Linked DNA regions of Homo sapiens: all the other regions are linked to region 2. Evidence: chromatin loops called from intact Hi-C (ENCODE). Cell type or tissue: K562. All regions are shown on one strand.

The links. Peaks named below come from ENCODE experiments on the same cell type or tissue, not always from the same donor. Only the 100,000 strongest peaks of a DNase experiment are listed, where the experiment ranks them.
Region 1: it touches region 2 in a loop (2.2-fold over the local background); 7 of 110 quality-filtered maps call a loop at or near these places.
Region 3: a loop joins it to region 2, with 2.3 times the contacts of the local background. A loop is called at or near these places in 5 of 110 quality-filtered maps.

Annotation. Positions count from the first base shown.
Region 1 is chr9:37,123,435-37,131,434 of GRCh38, reverse strand. ZCCHC7 (zinc finger CCHC-type containing 7) reads right to left here. Exons shown (of 9, transcript NM_032226.3): 2 at 4,493-5,123. The coding sequence starts at 5,102. Among named protein-coding and RNA genes, the nearest start is that of ZCCHC7, 6.9 kb to the right of the region's middle. In K562, no CTCF peak of the experiment used is centred here; no DNase peak of the experiment used is centred here.
Region 2 is chr9:37,193,782-37,201,781 of GRCh38, reverse strand. All of the region lies in intron 2 of ZCCHC7 (zinc finger CCHC-type containing 7), which reads right to left. Among named protein-coding and RNA genes, the nearest start is that of ZCCHC7, 77 kb to the right of the region's middle. In K562, no CTCF peak of the experiment used is centred here; DNase peaks (open chromatin) are centred at 961, 3,258 and 4,531; H3K4me3 peaks cover 165 bases.
Region 3 is chr9:37,242,531-37,250,530 of GRCh38, reverse strand. All of the region lies in intron 2 of ZCCHC7 (zinc finger CCHC-type containing 7), which reads right to left. Among named protein-coding and RNA genes, the nearest start is that of ZCCHC7, 130 kb to the right of the region's middle. In K562, no CTCF peak of the experiment used is centred here; no DNase peak of the experiment used is centred here.

The DNA of each region.
Region 1 (8,000 bases), 70 kb after region 2:
ACCTCAAGTGATCCACCCACCTCAGCCTCCCAAAGTGCTGGGATTACAGGTGTGAGCCACCATGCCCGGCCTGTATTTTTTTTTTCTTTTTTTTTTTGACAGAGTCTCGCTCTATCACCCAGGCTGGAGTGCAGTGGCGCTATCTCGGCTCACTGCAAACTCTGCCTCCCAGGTTCACACCATTCTCCTGCCTCAGCCTCCTGAGTAGCTGGGACTACAGGCGTCCGCCACCACACCCGGCTAATTTTTTGTATTTTTAGTAGAGACGGGGTTTCACCGTGTTAGCCAGGCTGGTCTCGATCTCCCGACCTCGTGATCCACCTGCCTCGGCCTCCCAAAGTGCTGGGATTACAGGCGTGAGCCACCAGGCCTGGCCATTTTTTTAATATAATAATGTCTCACTGAAATTAAAGTAATAGGGGAGAGTCTGAAGTTTTCACAGATAAAGAGGTAGTGCTGTACTCAAATTTACTACAAATTTAGTAATAGTAAATGTAAAATATGTATGTATTTATTGTCTTTCACAGACTTATGAATTATCTCAAATTCACTAATCCTATTTTTTAAACAAAGTTTTAAGTTTCAACCACTTGTATCACCAGAATTTTGAGACTTAACTCCCATGGTTAAGAGATTTCTGGCCAGACGCAGTGGCTCACGCCTGTAATCCCAGCACTTTGGGAGGCCGAGGCAGGCGGATCACGAGGTCAGGAGATCGCGACCATCCTGGCTAACACTGCGAAACCCCGTCTCTACTAAAAAAAAATACAAAAAATTAGCCAGGCGTGGTGGCAGGTGCCTGTAGTCCCAGCTACTTGGGAGGCTGAGGCAGGAGAATGGCGTGAACCCGGGAGGCGCAGCTTGCAGTGAGCCGAGATCATGCCATTGCACTCCAGCCTGGGCGACAGAGCGAGACTCTGTCTCAAAAAAAAAAAAAAAAAATTGAGATTTCAAAGCTGTGTTCACACCTGCACTCCCAGCTACTCTGAAGGCTAAGGCGGGAGGACCACACAAGCCCAGGAGTTCCAAACTAGCCTTGCTCTATTTATAGGGTAAGACCCCACTGCTATAAAAAAAAAAAAAAAAAAAAAAAAAAAAAAGGAGAGAATTCCGTAAATTACTTAGCTTCCTATATTCTGTCTCTTTAGTGAAACACTATGTCATTCAAGGCTAAAACTTATCTTTTTTTTTTTTTTTTTGAGACAGTCTCACTCCATCACCCAGGCTGGAGTGCAATGGTGCAATCTCAGCTCACTGCAACCTCCACCTCCTGGGTCAAGCAATTCTCCTGCCTTAGCCTCCCAAGTAGCTGGGATTACAGGTGCCTGCCACCACTCCCAGCTAATTTATTTATTTTTAGTAGAGATGGGGTTTCGCCATGTTGGCCAGGCTGGTCTCGAACTCCTGACCTCAGGTGATCCACCCGCCTCGGCCTCTCAAAGTGTTGGGATTACAGGCGTGAGCCACTGCTCTCGGCCTAAAACTTAAGTCTTTTACCACTGTAAGTCACGAGTACTACCTCAGCATTACTTATACCCTACATAGAGGAGATGCTCAATAAATGTTTGATGATTTAGCAATTGATGAGAAAGCAGGTAATGTATGTGCCAAGAAATTACTCTAAATATTATTATAAGCAGGTTTATGAGTATGGAAAAGACCCAACCTCAAGGAGCCTGTAGTCTTTTCTTTTATGTCATACTGCAGTTTTCAGTATGCCATAATTCTGGGAGATATTTTGTTTTTTTCTTGAGTGAGGTCAAGGAAACAGAACACAAAATAATTATGGATACTGTTTAACAATAGGCATTTCTAAAGTACTTGAGATTTTCTCTACACTTTTACAGAAATGAGAAAAATCTTCTCTCTAAAGATTATATGAACCAATCTATCCCCAGATAGTTTTATGAGAGGGATAGTGATTACAGAGTAACAACACACTTAAATGGGCATCAGTACTAAATATGTTGTTTATTAATTGGAAATAGGATTACAGCATTAGTGGATCAAGGAAATAAAATGGAGAATATATATTTGAGTATTTGTAAGAGTTTATAAGAGTCAAGTAAATTAATTTCCAAAAATTCAGAATTTAATTCTATTTGGCTAAAACAGAAAACAAATCCAAGGTTCTCTCTACTTTCTCATCACCATCATTTGCCAAATATGGCACAGTTCGATTTCTTCACTAAATCCAGCACCTAATTCATGTTTTTCCCAACCTATCCACATTGTGCCATCAACTTTAGCATGTCTGTAGATTCTCTAGTGCAAACAGAAAGCAGCAGGGAGTTGTTTCAAAGGAAAGATAATAAGCTTTTTTTTCAAGTTATCAAGCTTTCTTTTCAGTATGTCAAATGTGAGACAGTAAGATACCCAAATGGAAATATTCTGTAGATGTACACAGAGAATTTGAAATCAACAAAATGGTTAAGGAGATGACAATTTGATGACCATAAATACAGAAGTGATTAATGAAACTAGGTGTGATCTCAGGAAAAGGTAATTTAGAGAAAGAATAAGCTAAATGCTTATTTTGGCCTTCTATAGTGTTACGCCTAACCCAAGATCATTTTGTTTCTGTCATCTTGCTCCAAGCTGACAAGTATTACTGGATAAAGTTATGGAATCCTTCAAAGTGAGTTCACTACAAGTTCACATCATTTTAATTTTGACTGAATACTACTTCTAAACAATCCTTTATTCTCTTACTGTTGATTCACTCAAGTGCAATGATTTCCAACTTAAGAGCCTTCAGCCTCCTGGGAAACTGCAGAATTAGTTACCTTAATGGGTACCTAGAGCAACGCATTATAAACACTATTTCTCACATATCAATGTTGTGATTAATAAAACACAAAGTCATGTAAGAGTAGTAGCTTCTTTCTAATATGCATTTTCTCAATTGAATACTAAAATCATAACTACAACCATGGGTGGTCCACAAATTGTTTCAAAGTTACACAGGTTGTCATCTTCAAAATACTGGTAACCACTGCCTCAAAGTATTCCCCACAGCACTTAAACATCCCTTCCACATTCTAAGCTTCCAATTATCCCCCGCCCTCTCCCACTTCTGCTTTCATTTTCCTAAGAAAATCAAACACATCCCCATATGTTCTCTCATCTGCCTCAATCCATCTGAATTTATTCTTTCTCCTCTACCTCTACAAATATTTGATGATTTAGCAATTACTAGTGTCTCTCTTCCTTTTTAGGAATAATTCAACAACACATACACCTGATCCTATCTCTAACCTGGCCCCCAACCCAATCCATCAAACAGGTTTAGTCTCTCCTTCACAAGTTTCTTTCTTTCTACCTACAAACATTATCAGAGCTCACCTATATGGAAAAAACTTTACGCGATTCTGTTCTGTCCTAACTACTATTCTCTCTTTTCGTTTTGCTGTCAAGTTCTCAGGGTTTGCAAACTACAGCCTGAGCCGGCCACCTGTTTTTGTAAGTAGGGCTTTACTGAGAACAGCCACCCCCATTTCTATAGGTATTATTTAAGGCTGCTTTCCCACAAGGGCCAAGTTGAGTAGTTAAGATATCACATGGCTTGGAATCCTAAAATATTTTCTATCTGGCTTCTTAAAAAAACATTTGCCAATCCCAGGGGCTCCAAGCACAATCTACATTCAATGTCATCATTTCTAGGGAAGCAGGCTGCCATTAAAAATTTTGGAGCAGCAATAAAGTACTATGAGTAAAAGAGCATTTCAATACCAGTTTTAACAACAGTGTACAGGGTAGATATAAAAGAAGACTACTTAGGAAACTAGTGCAAGAGACTGAGCATTAGGCATAAAGGGAGGGAAATGAAAAGGAACTTCTTGAAGGCATAAGCATTAAGACTAGATGACTACATGTCACAGAGACATAACTAACACCAAAATTTTAATCCTTGATGATGTAGCTATCAAAATTTGCATTCTCCCCTATAACCTGCCCTAGACTTACAGCTCTTCATATTTTCCTGTCTTTCTGACTGTGGAGTACCTAAAATCCTAATCCTAACACTAATTCCATATATTCTGTGTGCCAGACATTCCCTATGCTTGCCATCTAACTCCTGGGTAAGCAAATCCCATAGGAAGAGACAGTCCCAACAGAGTTGGCTGAATGAGTGCACAGGGCTAATGCCAGAGGTGGATGGAGTACTCACCTGTGGTACCAAGCAGAGAGAGAGGGGGGAAGTAAGATTTCAGGTCCAGAACTGGCTCTAGCCAAACAGGAAGAAGCAGCTATGAATCTGCTTACAGCAGAAGCAGAGTGTCTTTGGTATTCTGACATACTCTTTCTGACGTTCAGACAAACCACCATTAGAGTAGCCACTGGTAAGAGAGTCGCATGAGAAACAAACCAAAAAACAAGACCAAAAAGTGAGGAATTAAACGGAGTAGACCCTATTGGTCTTTTCTCTAGGAAAAGCAGTCCTCCTTATGAAAGATGATACTACTTTCAAAATGGCCAATATGATACTAACCTTCAGTAACAGAGTTTTCACATCCCACAAGGTTGAGAAGGATATCATCATCTTTATCATCTACTTCACATCCCAGTAGCATCCAGCTTTCCACATTATCACCTTCTGAAATGGTGCTCTCTTCCTCTTCACTTGAACTGACCTCTATAATCATGACCTCTCGGATTACACCTGATCTCTCTTCAGATTTAGGCTTCTCAATATCACTCTTGCATTTCTTATCAACCAGCTCATTAGATTGAAGAGAAGAAGAAAGACCATGGGCATTTTCTTGTGCTTGAACTCTAACATTCTTTCCTTTACATCTATAAATACTGTCTTCATCAGACAAAGTGATGACCTCTGACCCATCTGACAGCTGGATGACCTCACTATCTGAAAGGACGATTAGCTTCTTCTGATTTGGTTTACTACTCGAAGATTCCGAATTCCCAGAGTTCTTTTCTTCATGCTCTTCCTCCCTGATGACATCATCAAGATCTTGGGCATAATGAATTTGGCTATAGAGTTGAAATTCCACCTCACTATCAACACTCAGTTCACTAGATGACTCATCTCGATAAAGATCATCTTCGTATGCTTCTATAGTCTCATAGCCACCAAACATCATAAAAAGTCAGTAACCTTGAAGCTGCAAAAGAGAAAGTTGTACACAGAATATACTTTAAAAGTTCAGATCATGCCAGTTTAAGTAACAATATCACCTGTCAGTGACAACTGCTAATATGAAGGCCATCACTATTCTCAGACATATTAAAATACCTTTTTTTCCAAGGATTTCTAAGTCCTGTTAGGACCCACTCCTGTAAGTCCCACCACTCCCCAACGAGAATTACTACTGACAAATTGAGTTATAGTTATTGATGGAAACACAGTCAACACTCTAAGAAATGCTTTGTTCTGTGATTTCATCGTGCAAACTTCATAGGATGATTTTCACAAACTAGATGGTGTAGTCAACTACACAACTAGGCTACATGGTATGGTCTATTGCTCCTAGGATACAAACCAATACAGCATGTAACGGTGCCAAATACTGTAAGTAACTGTAACACAATGGTATTTGGGTATCTAAACATACAAAAGATATAGCAAAAACGTATACAAATCCTATGGGACCACAGTCACACTGTCTGTCTTTAACCAAAATGCTATTATGCAGCACATGATATGTAAGATTTCACAGGTATATTGTAAACGAAAAACAAATTGAGATCTACCGCAGGATACAAAACCCTTGCTTTCCAAAATGTTAAAACAAAACTTAAAGCAGCTCTCACTATCCTATCCATTCTTCATCTTTTCCTTGGTTCTGGTTCTATAGCTCATATTTTCAAGCATATACAGGAATATTACTTCAATTATGACTAAAATCTATAACAGGAAACAATTTTGTTTACTGTTTGGGTGTAAATGTATATTCTCAATTAACAAATTAATCGCACGGCCCTCTGATCATTGGCCAAAAGAATAAATAAAAATGCCTGAGCTGGCAGTGGCTCATGCCTGTAATCCCAACACTTTGGGAGGCCAAGGCAGGAGGATCACGTTGAGGTTAGAAGTTTGAGAACAGCCTGGGCAACACAGTAAGACCCCATCTCCATAAAAATTAAAACTAAAAACTTAGCCAGGCATGGCAGTGCAAACCTGTAGTCCCAGCTACTACTCAGGAGGTTGAGGTGGGAGAACCGCTTGAGCTCAGGAGTTCAAAGTTACAGTGAGCTATGCTCATACCATTGTACTCCAGCCTGGGTGACAAAGCAAGAACCCAACTCAAAAATAAAACAAGGGTGGGCCAGTGCAGTGGCTCACGCCTGTAATCCCAGGACTTTGGGAGGCCAAGGCGGGTGGATCACTTGAGTCAGGAGTTCGAGACCAGCCTAGCCAAGATGGTGAAACTACATATCTGCTAAAAATAAAGAAATCAGCTGGGTGTGGTGGTGTGCGCCTATAATCCCAGCTACTCAGGAGGTGGAGGCACAAGAATAGCTTGAACCTGGGAGGCACAGGCTGCAGTGAGTCGAGATCATGCCACTGCACTTCACCCTGGGCAACAGAGCAGACTGTCTAAAAACTCTGTACTAGTTACAAAAATGTATATTTTTACAATGTATATTTATAATGTATAAATACAAACTTAATAATGACCCAATATTGAGACAAAACTCCCAGCTTTGGGAATAAATGTGTAAAGTGAAACACTTTACTTTCTACTGTGAGCATATTAAATCCTCCTCAGCCTTCATCTTTTAAACTCAGCTCAAAATCACTTGCAACCAGGCTAAATTAAGAGCCCCTTTTATGGGCTTCCATAAGTACTTTACATGTCAAAACACTCATCACATTTATAATTACTTATTCAATATAAATTTCCAAGAAACGCAGATCACAAATCCCAGGAGGGCAGGAACTATATGCACTCTGCTAAACAATGAATCACCAAAGCCAAACAGGGTAACTGGTATTTTCGGGGTCAGCTACAAACGTTTGCTGAATTCATAAATGAATAAATGAACTACACCATCGGGCATTTGTTCTTCAGCCCTGATAAATCTAGTATGTGCTTAAAATACAAAAATTATGAGATGAATTTCTCTGTTGTCTTTCGACTACTCCAAAGTCTTAAATTCTAGCATCAGCAACCAAAACTCTACACAGTAGATGTTTCCATTAGGTACTGATGGACTACTGATTAAAATGAGAGCCCTGAAAAAATAAGTGTGTGTCCAAAATCAGGGACAGCCTAAAGAGCAATAATGATGCCTATTTATTCTTTCTTCCACTAACAGCTATACACATAAAATAAAAAATAGTTGTTTTCTTAGTGTCCCAAATTTCTGCCCAAAAATACCAGGGTGTTGTGGTGGTAGTTCTGGTAATAGAACCACCTTAATCCCAAAAACCAAATGGACAAGAGCCAAAAATGTACTACATTCCTACTGGAGTTGTTTGTTTTCCAGAAACAAATAAACCCACCTGTAATGCTTTTCTTCTAAAGGGTATCATATACCTGTGCCCTTGTTGCACTGTCCTTCAGGTGGCTATGCTGTTACTGTCACACAAATTGAATGTGATTGTCTGAATAATGCTCACAGCATTCATCAGTTTATATTGAATTGTTAGCCTCAGAGGAATTCGAATAAAAGATGAATCCTTTCCTTTTTATTTAATAGGTAAATTAATTCTAAAAGAAGTCAAAGGAATTATGCTTCTTTCAAAATCCTCACTGGATCCATCCTGAGGATCCAGTGTGGACTTAAGACAAAACATAATTCCAGTGCAGCACAGAAAAAATTAAAAAGCCAAATTACAAAGTTACAAGTTTGTACTACTCTTGCAGCCATCCCAAAGGAAAGGGATTAAGAATAGAGCCATAGGCACACCTGTGAATGTATGCCAAAAATAAACTACAGAACCATAATAAAAACTGACTTCCTTGGGTCAAAGGATTTATCTCTTTCCCTGAAATGTAGAAAAATGAATTTAACAATTTAGCCCCTATGGCCTT
Region 2 (8,000 bases):
GTGGCTTAGAAGCCCTACCATTACTCTGCCCTTTTCACATCCTGTGCATGGTAATTTGCTAGTGCCTCTGCAATGGTATCTGCCACATCTTTAAGTGCCCTAGGATGCATGTCATTGGGCCCTGCTATTTAAACATATTCACTTCTTAAAGTAACTCTGGACCACTGGATTCTCCAGTCAGATTTTGCTTCCCATTCAGATTTTCTACACAAAAAGTGATCTTGTGTTTTTGATGAACACAAATAAAATAGCATAGAAAACCTTTAAAATATATTATTACTTTCCTCCTCAATAAAGCTCTAATATTTTTGTTTTCTAATACTTGCAATAAAACAGCTCCTTAGCCGTACAAGCAGGATCTGTTCTTCAGATATGGAAAACCAGAATATTATAATATGCTGACAATAAAGGAAGAAAAGAATGAGAAGGTGGAAGGGCACATATACATATTACTTTTTGTCTCTTTTTCTCTTTGATCCTTTTCTTCTCACTTCAAGTCAAGGAATGGCTAGGAAGCCACTGTAATACAAAAATAATATGGCATTAAAAAGACAATGGATTGAACTGGCCCTTTTCAATCACTAACAAGCTGTAAGACCTGAACAAGTAAATCTCTCTGGATCGTTTTTTAACCTATAAAATAAATAAATTAAACTAGACTCTCACTAATATCTTCTTCATTTAAAAAATTCAATGAATTCAAAACAAAAGTTACAAGAGCATGCAATGATACCCTTGTCTCCCATAGCCCCTGTTACACAGGAGAGTTTCTACCCATTAGTGCTCTCCCTCCACTGTCCTTCCCTCACACTCAAAATTAAAATTCCTATTCACAATCTGATTAAGTCACACAAAGTGTGATGAAGACTTAACATTACAGAACATTTTCATTTTAAAAAAGACCAGTTAAAACACATGCATTTCTAATGAACAGTAGGTATGAGTCACAGGGGAAGGGAAGAAAAGATAAGCATCTTTAAGCAGAGAGCCTTTCAATGGTTCATATTTCTGGTCTACTCCTGTTCCTCAATTACACTTCCAACTCTATTTTCCACAAAGCATAATTTACAGACAGCTATAAACACCCTCAAATTTCTTATTTGACTCTTCACTCTCTTTTTATGAATTGGCTCCCGCTTCTACCCTCACCACCAAGGCTTCTAGGAGGCAGAAAAGCCAGTATTGCAGGACTCAACAGTTGCACATCAGCCATACTTTCCCCATTTTAGGACTTTAATAAACACACATACATAAAATCACTGGAAGAAAAATGGAAAAAGAAAGCACATGGAGTTGGACATGATGGTGATGGAGAACAGCTGGGATTATAGCTTTTTAAGATTTGTTATGGGTAAGGAATATGAGGAAAACAATGAAAAGTCATAAATGAAGGGGAAAACTTGGTGTCAGCTCTAATTAAAGCAACAGGAAACATGGAAATTAAGCACAAAATGAGGCCTGAATACAGCCAAGAGCTTATGTTTTGTTTTCGGGTTTGTTTTTATTTTTTAATGATACACAGTGAAGAGTGAAAAAAGGAGGAGAGTTGAAAGATAATAAAAAAAGGAAGTGAACATGGAGAAGAAAACAGAAAAAGATAACAAAGAGAGAGGAAATTAGAAAAACAAAGTAACAGAGAAAACACAAAGGATTAAGAATAGGAAGAATAAAAGAACGTGTAACCCAATCAAAAGAGAGAATATAAAGCATTTAATAATGGTGGCGCACAAATGGGAAGGCAAAAATGGGAGCAGAGCGCGGTAAGAAAAAGAAACAGTCCTGGCACAGTGGCTCACGCCTGTAATCCCAGCACTTTGGGAGGCCGAGGCAGGTGGATCACCTGAAGTCAGGAGTTTGAGACCAGCCTGGCCAACACCGTGAAACCCCGTCTCTACTAAAAATACAAAAAATTAGCCGGGCGTGGTGGCGGGTGCCTGTAGTCCCAGCTACTGGGAGGCTGAGGCAGGAGAATGGCGTGAACCCAGGAGGTGGAGCTTGCAGTGAGCCGAGATCGCGCCACTGCACTCCAGCCTGGACAACAGAGAGAAAAGGAGAAAGAAAGAAAGAAAGACAGAAAGAAAGACAGACAGAAAGACAGACAGACAGAGAGAAAGACAGACAGACAGACAGACAGAAAAAGAAACAGTAGGGCTGGGCACGGTGGCTCACGCCTGTAATCCCAGCACTTTGGGAGGCCGAGGCAGGTGGATCACCTGAAGTCAGGAGTTCGAGACCAGCCTGGCCAACATAGTGAAACCCTGTGTCTAGTAAAATTACAAAAAATTAACTGGGCGTGGTGGTGTATGCCTATAATCCCAGCTACTCGGGAGGCTGAGGCAGGAGAATCGCTTGAACCCAGGAGGTGGAGGTTGCAGCGAGCTGAGATCGCACCATTGCACTCCAGCCTGGGCAACAAGAGTGAAGCTCCGTCTCAAGAAAAAAAAAAAAAAAAAAGAAGAAAGAAAAGAAAAAAGAAAAAGAAACAGTAGAAACCAAGAATGACAGAACAGCAAAGACAAGAATTAGAGAAATCAGAGCCAGCTAGGCTACAAACTAGCAGCTTGTGTCTTTTTCTTTTGCTGTTTGTTCTTTTAAACAGGAAAACAAAGTGGCAGGAGAGCATGATGAAAAATAGTATCATCTGGGGCATGTTTTCATTGGCCATTTAAATTACTATGGGAAACAGAACCCCAAAAAGAGAATACAGGTGGGGAGGAGGGTGTGGCAAATGTGTCAAAAATAGGAAGCAATAGAAAAGGAGCTCAGTGGGTAGAAGGCTAAAAGATACAGGTGGTAAGCAGTCTGTTTCAGACTACTTTAGCACACATTAGGCAAAAGAATTTCAAAGAGCAAGGAAAATATGACAAACACACCAAGGGTCAATCATCAATTAATTCAATGCAAAAAAGGTATTGAACACGAGTCTTTGATGCCTCTTCCTTCACTCTACCACCTATCCTATCTAACCAAACCCAGGTTTTACTCAGTTCTTTCTTACTAATCTTTCAAATTTATCTCCTCCTCTACCTCTTCCCTAAGATACTGTACTAGAGACTGCAGAATATACACAAGTTTGAGGGAGCAAGCTCTATCATTAGGACCTCCCACTTGAACAGAGGAGGCAAAGACAACATAAGTATGCCAACTGAATTCTTTCTCTTTTGGCACCTAACACTTTCCACTTTGTATTATCTTAATTCCTCATAGACTCTAGATCTTTAAAAATGAGGAAGACTAAAATAGACAGACGGGTGAGCACTCCAGGGCAAAAGTGACCACAAAGTAGGCTCAGAGGAAGGGATAACAGCAAGTTGTTCTGTGACAAAGAGAAGATGTGATCGGCTGGACAAATGAAGACAGAGACCACTAGGCTGATACACTGAGTTTGATATGAAATGTTAATTACCATTAAAACTTTTTTATTGAGGCATGATCAAATCTGTAGTTTACAAAGATTACTCTGGTTGTAACATTCTGGGAGAAAATAAAATTATTCAGTCTGAGAAAGACTCCATAGAACAAGTGATATTTTAGCTGGGTCTATTCATCTCACAGGATGAATAGAAGCTTTTTTGAGGAAGGGCTCTGCAGAATGATGAAATAAAATGAAAAAAGATATGAAAACATAACAGGGCACCACAGATTCTAGGACAAGTAAGAGGGCCAGAGTGGTTGGAAAACAGGTTATTTAGAGAAAGAGGTATCAGATTTGAAAGACAGGCTTAGGCTTTGTTATGAGGAACACTACAGTTTCCCATTTAATTACAAATTTTGTCATTTTATAAGATGGGAAATTCCCCTTTTTCCTTATAGACAGTCATAACATCAAGTGATGGGTGATTCAACAATTATTCATGATGACAGTGCCAACATCCCTGCTCATATATTAAATGAGACACTACCTGAAGTAGATAAAGTATCCACAATTTCACTTCAGAATATTTGGCTGCTATGCCAAAGAGACAACCACTTATAGTTGTCACTGGCCCAGATCTCACAGATCAGATTTCGGAAACTTTTTTTTTTTAACAAAACATCAAATCCAGAATAGTGCAATTGCTGTTTTGACTTTCGAAACAGAGAGGACTCCTGCATAGGAAATAAAAGCCAGGACATTCATTTACAGGATGGATTGTTTTACATTCTTACATTAGATCAAATAACTGAATTATTCTGGGTACTGCACACTTAATGACAAATCTACATCTCTGAAATCATAACACTGAGACTGGCATTTTCGTTTCCAAAATAAAAAACAGTTCACTGTGCCTTTCCTTCCAGACTGCACCCCATCACTCATCATCACAAGCTAGCATCAAGTGCTTTAAATAACAACATTTTCAATAAATGTGAACTCGGTTCTTTTTATACTTTGTTATAACTTCCTGTGTCTTTGACATATTCAAGAAGTGAAACTCATGCATAGCATGTTTATATTATTCCCTCCTTAGCAAAAGCTCACAGACAATGTCAGGTCTGGAGAGATAAGAGCTGCTTCCAGGACATGAATTCTCATGAGGATTAGGCAACCACCATCTGGGGCTCCAGAGTTTATCTGTAGCAGCTGCCTTCAAAGTATCACACTAGAGGCTGGGGGTGGGGGGAAGTCTAATTTTAAAGTGTTTAACAAGTTCCTCTACCTTGGCTTTGATTATCATTCTGGATTGTTTTTTCCACCTTATAAAAATAAAACATAGTGACCTTTTCTTCATAACACACAAATAACTTAAAACAGCACTATGTATTCAAATGATGAACTCAACACATACTCAAATGTTTAATACGTTACAATATATAACAGAATTTTTAATAATAATTTTAATAATGACTAAAATACTACCCAGTACCTAATGTTGTCATTAATACAAGAGCTTTATCCTTCACACAAAAAAGTGTATCCCCCAATTTTTTTAATTTCTACTGAGAAGGCTACAGATTAAAACAATATCCTAGATATTTTGGGAGGGTTTTTTAAATGTCCTCAAACGACATTAAAATAATCATAACACAATTTTATTAAACAGAAAGCTTTTTAATCAAATATTTATATAAAAACAGGAAATTCAAAAATGAACACAGGGCAAAAAGTTAATTTTAAATGCTCAGCTTTAAATAATAATCTGCTAAATCTGATTACTACATTAAGTTTTATAGTGCTAAAAATGGTCACTATGTAACAAAGCTAGATAGCAAAGAAAAACAAAATAGAAAAATCAAACAAAATAATCTCTATAAAGAATAGGTTCTACTATAATAAGTCCCAAAATCGCTGCACCACTAAAAATAATGCCTTTTTCTTTGCATCAGGTCTCCTTCCATTTAAAATATTCTTCTTTACCTGCCATAAAAATCATGTTATATTTGTTCATTTGAACAACCTGTGACAAAGGACGTACTATTAAAATTAACTAGACAAAATTATTGTTAGTTCCATCAGAGATCTGGCAAAGTGGCTGCATCTACAGATAAAGTTTCACTATAATAAACAGCTTTTTAAAGAACAGTTCACTCTCTTTCATTGTTCATCCAAAATACATAGCAAGCCTATTGTTGTACTGGACAGAGTGACCCAGAGAAACAAAAGGCAGAGGTTTGAGTGTGTCAAAATCATAAAACTGGCACATTATTTGATTCCTGGGATTTTCTTTCCATGCCCAAATATTTATATATATTTATATATCTGGGCCTGACACAAACATTCTAGTCTTATTTTTTGAAGTACCCTCATAATTCCTTCACCAAAATCAAATGCAGAAAATTCAAACTCTACACATCTAAAACTAAAGTGGACTGGGCCCTTCCTTTCAACTTCCCTATTGCTATCAGTAGTTGAATTATTTTAAAAAATCACACAAACTTACAATCTCTCTTCTCTCCATTAACATTTTTATCAAGTCATTAAATCGTGGTGACTCTAATTTCAAAATTATTTTGGCAATATTTTATTTACTTGCAGTAGTACCATTACCAACCTAGTATAAGTTACTCCTCAGAATTTGGACTAAATTATGAGCTTTGTAGGTAGTGTCTCTTCCAGCTAATTCGCATTAAATCACTACTACATTAAGTCTTCACTACATTAAATATGCCTCCCAAAACAATTTGCTCAAACTGTTCTCCCTATCTATTCTTCTGGTTTACAATGCCTTTCCCTTCCTCGACATATTTAAGTTCCCCCTTTACCAGATTCTCCAGGATTCACAAGCAATTGTTTCCTTTTCCATGCCACATTTCATATTCACCCCAGGATAGTCATCTTCCCACTCATTAAACTGCTACATTAGACGCAAAACACATTGGTTTGCATGACCACATCACAAACATTGCTAATGAGCAGCATTTTTCATATATCTAAAGGAGATGAGAAGAAAATAAACAAAAAAAACTTTATTTTGTAGTTTCTTCTGCAACGTCCCTAGTGGCTAAATAACAGTTATTTGCTGAATTAAACTTATCAACAATATGATTTAGGCATTTAGGTGTGCAAAGGGATGCACTTATAAGGGATCTGCTGTTACAAAAAATATGAGAATCTGGCTGGACGCGGTGGCTTACGTCTGTAATCCCAGCACTTTGGGAGGCTGAGGTGGGCGGATCTCCTGAGGTCAGGAGTTCAAGACCAGCCTTGCTAACATGGTAAAACCCCGTCTTCACTGAAAATACAAAAATTAGCCAGGTGTGGTGGTGCACGCCTGTAATCCTAGCTACTAGGGAGGCTGAGGCATGAGAATAGCTTGAACCCGGGTGGTGGAGGTTGCAGTGAGCCGAGATCACACCACTGCACTCTAGCCTGGGCAATAGAGTGAGACCCCATCTCAAAAAAAAAAAAAAAAAGAAAAAAGAGAATCCAAGAAATCTGAGTTCTTGTTCTGCTATACCCACCTGAGAGTAAGCAGTGACAATGATCTCAACAACATACAAAGACATCCTTTGGATAGAGAATTTGTATATATAATAACTGTTTGTAATATCAGCTATTCTTTGACAACAGGATTTTTCTCTTAAATTCCTTCTATTTGTTAGAGATTCAATTTGTCACCCAAGCTGTGGATTTATAGGATTTACATCCTTAAAACGAATTCCAGCATAATTTCACACAGAAGCCTTCCTGAAGTTAACCAGGACAACACCCAAATAAATCTTCCCTTTAAAAAGAATAAATGCTCCATGAAAATCATCAATACATCACTTAAGCTTAAGGCACAATATCTGTGCAACACCAAGCTCTATCCCAATCCTCCCAGTGCCACTAGAGTCTGTCTTAACCCCACACACTCTCTATTATCTGTTCAGACATGTTTTCCCAGTACCATTACTCCAAATAATTCCATTCCCTATACTAAATACACTGCTTCATCCTGCTTGATTCTCTACCTATATTATCTAACAGTCTTGCTCTTGAGTTGCAAGGCCGTTGCTACTTAACTCTACATTGACCTACCACTTACGATATGTAAGTAAGCTCTAAAGTCTCTTATAGGACCTCTGTATCATCTCTTAAATCACCAGGAATCAAGTACTCCAATTTGAGTTTTAACCATTATCTAATTTTCTATTAAAAATGCTAACTCAAAAAGAGAAATATTCTTTAATATATTAAAGGCCACTATCCTAGCATAGCAAGTACCCAATTTTTTAGAGTTTGTCTTCAATATATCCACATTTGTATGAAAACTTCACCCTAACTACAAAATTGGTCAGAGTGCTTAATTGTGTGGGATAGGCAAGTTAAGTGCCAGAGAGGAGTTCAAAGAACATCAGCAATGTCTGAGTTTGAGTGTGAACCTGAAAATCATAATGAAAACGCTGTAAGAGGGAAAGGGATGAGGCATTCAAATAATAATTTTAAAGATGAGGATATCAGGTTACAAGGGTCACACAGGACAAGCTTCATGGAGGAGATGAGACTTCAGGTGACTGATGGATTTGCACTGATTAGGAAAGAGGGAGAAAGAAATTCCTGAAGGCGGACAAATTTTTCCTTGGTAGATATGTGCCCA
Region 3 (8,000 bases), 49 kb before region 2:
CAAGAGTTCGAGATCAGTCTGGACAACATGGTGAAACCTCGCCTCTACTAAAAATACAAAAATTAGCTGGGTGTGGTGGCAGGCATCTGTAATCCCAGCTACTTGGGAGGCTGAGGCAGGAAAATTGCTTGAATCCAGGAGGCGGAGGTTGCAGTGCGCTGAGATTGCACCACTGCTCTCCAATCTGGACAACAGAGCAAAAACTCCATCTCAAAAAAAAAAAAAAAAAAGAGAGAGAAAGAGAGAGATTGATTCCTAGTACACATGAGACTTTCTGTGATAAAACTAGGGAAACCCTGGACAAACTGGGACAAGGTGATCATCCCAGGAGAGAGGCCACATATATGGAGAAAACTATTCATGTGCTAAACACTGTGCTAGATTTTTTCACAGAACTTAATTCACTTAGTCTTCACAACAACCCTATGAGGAAAGAATTTTTTAAATGAGGAAGTCTTGCTAACTATGAGGATAAGTGATCTTTACAAGGCTGGACTATTAGAAGAACAGGAATCAGAATCTGACTGCTTATCTTCAAAGCTCATGTTTCTATCACAATACCATGCTGCCTTTCTACGAGTTAGGCAGGAAGAGCGGTGGAGCCATCATTTTCCTTCAGCACAAAATTTGGCAAACCCAGAAGGACCATACTCTACACATCTCTGACTATGTTGTATTCCAGGAGACCTACAGAGAAACAAAGCAGTGCTTGATTGATCATATAAATTATGGTGGAATCTGAATTGATAAGAGTGTTGAACACTTTAGAAAATCTATGTACTGGCTGGGCGCGGTGGCTCATGCCTGTAATCCCAGCATTTTGGGAGGCCGAGGAGGGCAGATCAAGAGGTCAACAGATTGAGACCACCCTGGCCAACATGGTGAACCCCATCTCTACTAAAGATACAAAAATTAGCTGGGTGTGGTGGCACGCACCCGTAGTCCCAGCTACTTGGGAGGCTGAGGCAGGAGAATTGCTTGAACCCAGGATGCGGAGGTTGCAGTGGACTCCAGCGTGGCGACAGGGCAAGACGCTGTCTAAACAACAACAAATAAAAAAAAAAAAAAAAAAAAGGAAGAAGAAGAAAATATAAGTACAAAACATGCTGCTGGGAACAATTCTTTATTGCTGGATTTCCTGGCTTTATGGGGCTGGGAATTGGCTCTTACAGAGAACGAGGTAAAAACTATGTTTGATAAAGAGAATAGGATCAAGTGTTGAGAATAAGAACTGTGTTCCAGAGCAGGATTCAGATATTCAGATACGGCACTGGAGAACATGACCATTCTCCCTTCTGAGGTTCTCCAACATACCCAGTAATTCCCACTACCAAGATATTGTCACAACAATAAATGGGACCATAGACTCACATCAACAAAAGCCCATTTTAAGAAGCAAAAATTGGGTTGATGTAACCATCTCCCCACCTCTCCCACATTTCCCTTTTCTAAGGGAAAGGGACAATATTCAAGTTTATGGGAAGACAATGTTCTATAACAAAGAAACCAAAGAAGATATGAGATATCCACAAGTAACTAAAATATTAATAACAAAGTTACATGTGACATCTGCATTGAGACTATGACAGATTGTTCTAAGAATTTTACATCATTACTTGTTAGAGTAAGTAGGGAAAGCTTTACAAAAATAGTTATCAGTTGGGCTGGCTTTGAAGGCTGGTGGAATTTAGTTCTGGCAGTCTGATATGAGACAAAGCATTCCAGCTACAGATAGATGAGCAATGGCAAAAGCAGTAAAATCAGGAAAGTATTCAGTATATGGCTATCATCTAGCACTCATAATAAGTTTTTACTTGAATTATGACATGCTTATCAATTTCATCATGGTGTCTTCAGGGATTCACATGAAGGCACCTAACAGGTTTCAGCTATAGGCAGTAGGTATCCAAAACAGGCCTTTTCACTGCCTTTCACTGAACATTCTTTCTAAGAGCTTCTAAGTACTTAGAAGGGTTGGGCAACCAGAGATCCCTGGCTCCCAAACAATGTTATTGGGTAGGAAATCTGGATTAACTGAAGTTGTAGAGTCTAAAAGAGTATAAAAGAACATTTGGTTTAACTTCCCAGATAATACAGGAACCACTACTACTGAAACGCTCCAGGCAGGAAATTAAAATAACTGCAATAACATCATTTTAATTTACCATTTTAAATTACTTTAATTCTTAAACAGATTGCACATCTAGAAGCAGGGTGGTATAATAGGAAAAGTTCTAGCTCTGAAACAAACTGACTTTACCTTCTGAACCTGTTTGTTCAAAAATAAAATTAGGTTAATACCTGTTCTGACTACCTCCTCTGAGAACTGTAAGGGTTGTATGAGAAAATATGTCAAAGTATGTAAATATTAAAGCATTATACAAATGTATTCTACTATCATTTATGCTGGCTTATATATAAAACACTAAAAATAATTTTTAACACATTCATACCTAGATAAAAGAGTTGAAAAACAACTTTTTTTTTGTTTTCTAATAAATAGGAATAAATAGGCAATACTCTTCAGGTTTGTGACTTGTCTTGGTGTCAAGTGAAGAGATGATGAAAATATATCCTTGATTTCCAGCTTTATTATTATTATTATTATTATTTTTACTTTTACTTTTTTTGAGACAGGGTCTCACTTTGTCTTCCAGGCTAGAACACAGTGGTGCAATCATGGCTCACTGCAGCCTTGACTTCCCGGGCTTAGCAGAGAACTACTTAGTTGGGACTATAGGCACATGCCACCATGCCCAGCTAATTGTTTTTATTTTTTATTTTTCTAGAGATGGGGTCTCCCTGTGTTGCCCAGGCTGGTTTCAAACTCCTGGGCTAATGCAATTCTCCTACCTTGGCCCTTCCCAAAGTGCTGAAATTAAAGGTGTGAGCCACTACACCCAACTTCCAACTTCATTTCTTATCAAAACTGGACCAATGGCTTTGAAGCCTTAATGTCCTTAACTGCTATACTGAAAATAATTTTCAGAAACAGTACAACATTCTGGTACTGATACCACATCACCTAGAACAGAGTTACAGATGGGGTATTCAAGTTTTAAATAAACAATACATTTGAAAAATGGTGTAATTCCTGTCTAAGAACACTTAAATGCAGTAAGGTCACTGATCTCTCATTGAAATGGTTTTTTGCTCATTTCTCTCTCTACCCAGGTCCCTCTTCAAAGTTTTATTTTGTCACTCAACAGTGAGCAACAAGAGACTTCAGGAAAGTTACTTGATATCACTACATTTTTAAACTGGAAACAGCAATAAAAATACCTACCTCTCCTTCACAAAGCTGTGAAGTGAGGTGTGAAAGGCTAAGTGACAGAATATAAAAATCCACAAAGTACATTTATGTCCACTTATATACGTTATCTAAAAAATTTGAACTCACAGAAGTAGAGAATAAAATGGTGGTTACCAGGAGTTTGGTGGAGAGGGGGTTGGGGAGGTATCTGTCAAAGATAACAAAATTTCAGTTAGATAGGAAGAATAAGTTAAAGATATCTGTTGTACAACATGGTGAGTACAGTTAACGATACACTGTATTCTTAAAAATTGCTAAGAGAGTAGGTTTTAAGTGTTCTCATCACAAAAAACAGGTATGTGAGGTAATACATATGGTAATCATCTCAATTTAGCCATTTCACAATATATACAGTCGTCCCACAGTATCCAGAGGTTCCAAGGTTCCAAGATGCCTCAGCTACCAAAATCTATGGATGCTCCTGCAATCAGTCCTGTAGAACCCATCGATACAAAAAGTTGACTTGCAAATATATTTTCCACCCATGGTTAGTTGAATCTGTAGATACCGAGAGCCAACTGCACATATTTCAAAACATCATGTTGTACATGTTAAATACGTACAACTTTTAATATGTCAATTTAGAAAAGGGGAAAAAATACATGATTCTTTTTCCTGCCCCAAATGATGGTCCACACTGGCCCAGAGTTTACTACACCAGTTTTATAGCAATGTGTTTAGTAAATGCACTCTTCATTATAGTTTATAATATCCTATACTGGTATAGTACATTAAATATTTCACAATGCATTCACATTTGAAACATAATGAATTAGGTAACAAAATCATTATCATACGCTGATGCTAAAGATGGAGAGCCCTGAAGACCCTTGTGGACTCCTGTGGGTTCAGTTAACATTCTCATGCTGATTACCTTCCTAATCTATATATCTAGCTTCATTCTCTCTTGAGCTTGGCTCTATATTCATATATCCAGTTCCTTTCTGGACACCTCAAATTAGATCATCCACAAGCACCTCAAATCAAATGTTAAAAACAAACTATTATTTGTCCACTTTCAAACTTGATTCTCCTCTAGTATTCACTATCCAGAAGAACAGTACCATGACCTCTCATCTATTTTAGAAAGGAATCAGTCTCTTTAAGTTTGATCTTGCCATCATCTGCCCAACCCCTGCTATTCTTTGCCTTCTGCCAAACTGACTTGTAAATTGTAAATATGATCCTGTCACTATCTTACTAAAAATATCTTTGAGATATTCTTGATTTTTCTGATCGTTCTTATAAATCCCTTCATAATCTGGTCTCACTTTACCAATCCAGACTAATGTCTCACTATTCTCCATTACCTTTAAAACCTATGGTCCAGCCACACCAAATTATACATAAATCTCTTAAGCAATAGCAATAGGGCTATATACCTGCTATTCTCTGAACCTGCAACAACACTCTCTCTCTTCCAGGCCTTCCTCTGTTTAGCTTATTTTAATTATTCTTCAGGTCCTAATTCAGTTTTGGGAAATCAGATAAGACTTCTGGAGGAAAGAAGTCTTGGAGTAAAGAAGTCTTACCTGATTTCCCAAAAGTGAATTCAGAGTCCTAGACGTCCCCATGATGTCCTATATTTTCATCTATCAAGGTACTTACACTTTGTATTGTAAGTATCCATTTATGTGTCTGACTCTCTCTTAGGCTACGAACTAGTTACTCTTAGGCAATAACACATTTCTACTGCTTAACATTGTCCACTCTGCACAGGTAGGTGCTCAACAATAGTTTGTTGGATTGAATTTAGTTTACTGTTATATGGCTTCTAAGAAATTATTTGCTTATCTAATAATTTGCTAGTATATTTTAAAATCACAATTTCAACTGTTTAAATGGAAATTCCTTTCTTTTATTTCAGTCTTTTAATTTTTAAAAATAGCTTCTTCTTTAAAGTACTAGAATATTGAACATTAAAGAAGAGTTACATATCCTTTCTATTGAAACATTTCAAGGAGAGGATGAAAATCTGAAACTACTGACTATAACTGTGTTCAAAACATAAAAATAAAAAATAAAGTTTATCTTTAAAGTTACTCAATTTATGCCAAATATAAAATTTTATCTATCTAAAATATTTATCTACTTTGCACTCAGAATCTGACATACATATTACTGTATTTGAAAATCAGTCTTTTCTAAAAATTTGATTTGTCTTAAAAACCAAGTCATTTTCTACAAGAATAATTTCCACTTTGATCCCATAAAATCAGTGAGAAAAAGGGGTTTATATACTCATATGATATATTAAAATAGGATTTGATTCACTTTACAGACAACTTTTCTTCCAAGTGAGATATATCTATCATGTTTTGGTAGGCTTCTTATGGGGAAATTAGCTATTATAAATTATTCAATGGAACAAATGCTCTCCACCATTCTTCACTACTGACTTAAAAAAAAATTCAACACTGGATTCTATTCCACAGTGAATATATATGAAAAATACACAGTGGCCCTCACTGATCAATCATGGTAGAACCCTCATGACACAGCCATAGCCAACAAACAGTGCAAAACATTTACCACTTCTTTTTAGAACAAAAGGAAAAATGTGAAAATGGCAGGATTACTTGGGTTTTAACAGGAAAAAACTGTCTTGGCAAAAATAATTCATTATTATTCACCCTCTCTTAATACATGAAGATTAAAGGCCTCCCTCACTTCCAGGAAGTTTATTATAAATCAAATCATATTTAAAAACATTAAGAGTTAGTTCCCTTTTAAATAACTCATATGGATAAGCTATTTTAAAATAAACTGTTTTATAAAATAAATTAACTTCCATTTATGTAATTAATTGGGCTATTTTAAAAACCATTCTGCCTAAAACAAAATATAACCCTCACTATACTATGGTATATTCAGTAGGAAATCCAAGTTGCTCTAAAATAAAAAATGTTTCTATTTAAAAAACAAGGGCTGGGGCAGTCTTTTTCTTCTTTCTTTCTTTTTTTTTTTTTCTTTAAACGAAGACATTCCTGCACAATAAAAATTCACTTAACTTTACTCCATAAGTACTTGACCTGTACCACAAAGCAGCTCAGGCTTGCAAAATGGCTAGTATGAGAAGCAAAAAGAGTAAGTTTGTAAGTCGAGCTGGGCAGCAACCATATGGCATTACAAAGGACCACTAGGAGACAATAAACATACCAAAAAAATGCTTAATTTAAGGTAAATCCTTATTGTTTAATGAAGTGAAAAATGAATAAAATGAGTCAAGATGTACAGGATAGTAAGTTTGGAGACACAGAAGACAAACTCTACGGTCATATCCTCAGACCATACAATTTTACAGCAAATTGTTACTACTACGTAAAAATCCACTGTGCGATGCTCTTTGTGAATTAACCAATGAAAACACCAGAAGGCTAGCTAGACTAGTTAATGTTTCCACTTGAACTTTGATCAACATTTTGCTGATACAGTTGTATCTACAGATTGAAAAGTGTTTTCAAGGGTTTCAGTTGGCAGTCTGGACAATTTTTTGTTGTTGTATTCAAATCAACCATGTCTGCAAAGAAAGCATGCTAACTCCTCTAGCATAGTCCACAGTGCAGTTTGAATAGTTGTTCCCTGGCTTTGTAAGAGTTTAGTATGTGTGTATATAAACTCAGTTTTAACCCTGAATGCAAGGACCTTGAATACTGCACAGTGGTTTCTGTGGCACTTACAATTTACTAATAAATTACAAAATGGTAGTTTGAAAAACTGAGAAAGCAATATTGATATCTCCTCTAAAATAAGGTCTTTTCAAAAAGTAAGATTTTGCCAAAAATGAACAGCTAAAGAGTTTCCAAAGCACTTGTAGCCGGCAATACTCAATGCTGAAATAATTTCACAGTATTAGTGACCAGATATCTACAGATATAATTTTAAAACAAAGGTTTAGCATTTTCCAGAGAAGGCTTTACTAAATATTTAAAATCTGTTTTCATAATGTTTAAATTTTACACGGTAGATCTATGACATCAACATAAAACAAATATATATAAATTTCAAATGGCTTATCCATCGATTCCTTTAAAAGCTGTATTAATTTGGATGTCATAAACTTTGCTCAGAAATAATTCTGTATTTCCTGCCATAATTCTTAACTATGTTTTAGCCAAAAAACTTAAATGTTAATCATAATAATCTGGGCATTTTGGTTTTCTAAAATGAAAGAAATATGCTTTTAAAAAAAGAAGAAAAATAAATGTGCTTCTTATGTCATAGGTAAGTATACACATATGACTCAGATGATTGCTTTTCTCTAATGGCAATTCCAGATGTGAGGGTCAAACTTGTCACTGAATCTGGCTTTCCTTAATACAAAACCATTCAGGGTGCTGATACAAAGAATTGCTTCCTGAAGTTCAAATATACTTTCATACTTTTGTTTAAGCGTATGTAAAGCTTTTAATTTAAAAGCAATTCTTAATAGATAAAATATGTAAATGTAAAATGTAAATATAAAATACACAATTTAAAATAACTTGAGGCAGCAAGCTCTAGATTTCCAATAGTATCTCAGCAACAATTAGAACACATTTTTAATAAGAGCTTCACTATGTCATCCTGTCAGCTTGGCTTTATTGTATTAATACAGGAATATGTACTATCAGAAAGAAGTTCAAAAGCACTATCTACATAGAGTACAAATTTCTGATATAAGTACTTGGTATTACATAGCATTAAT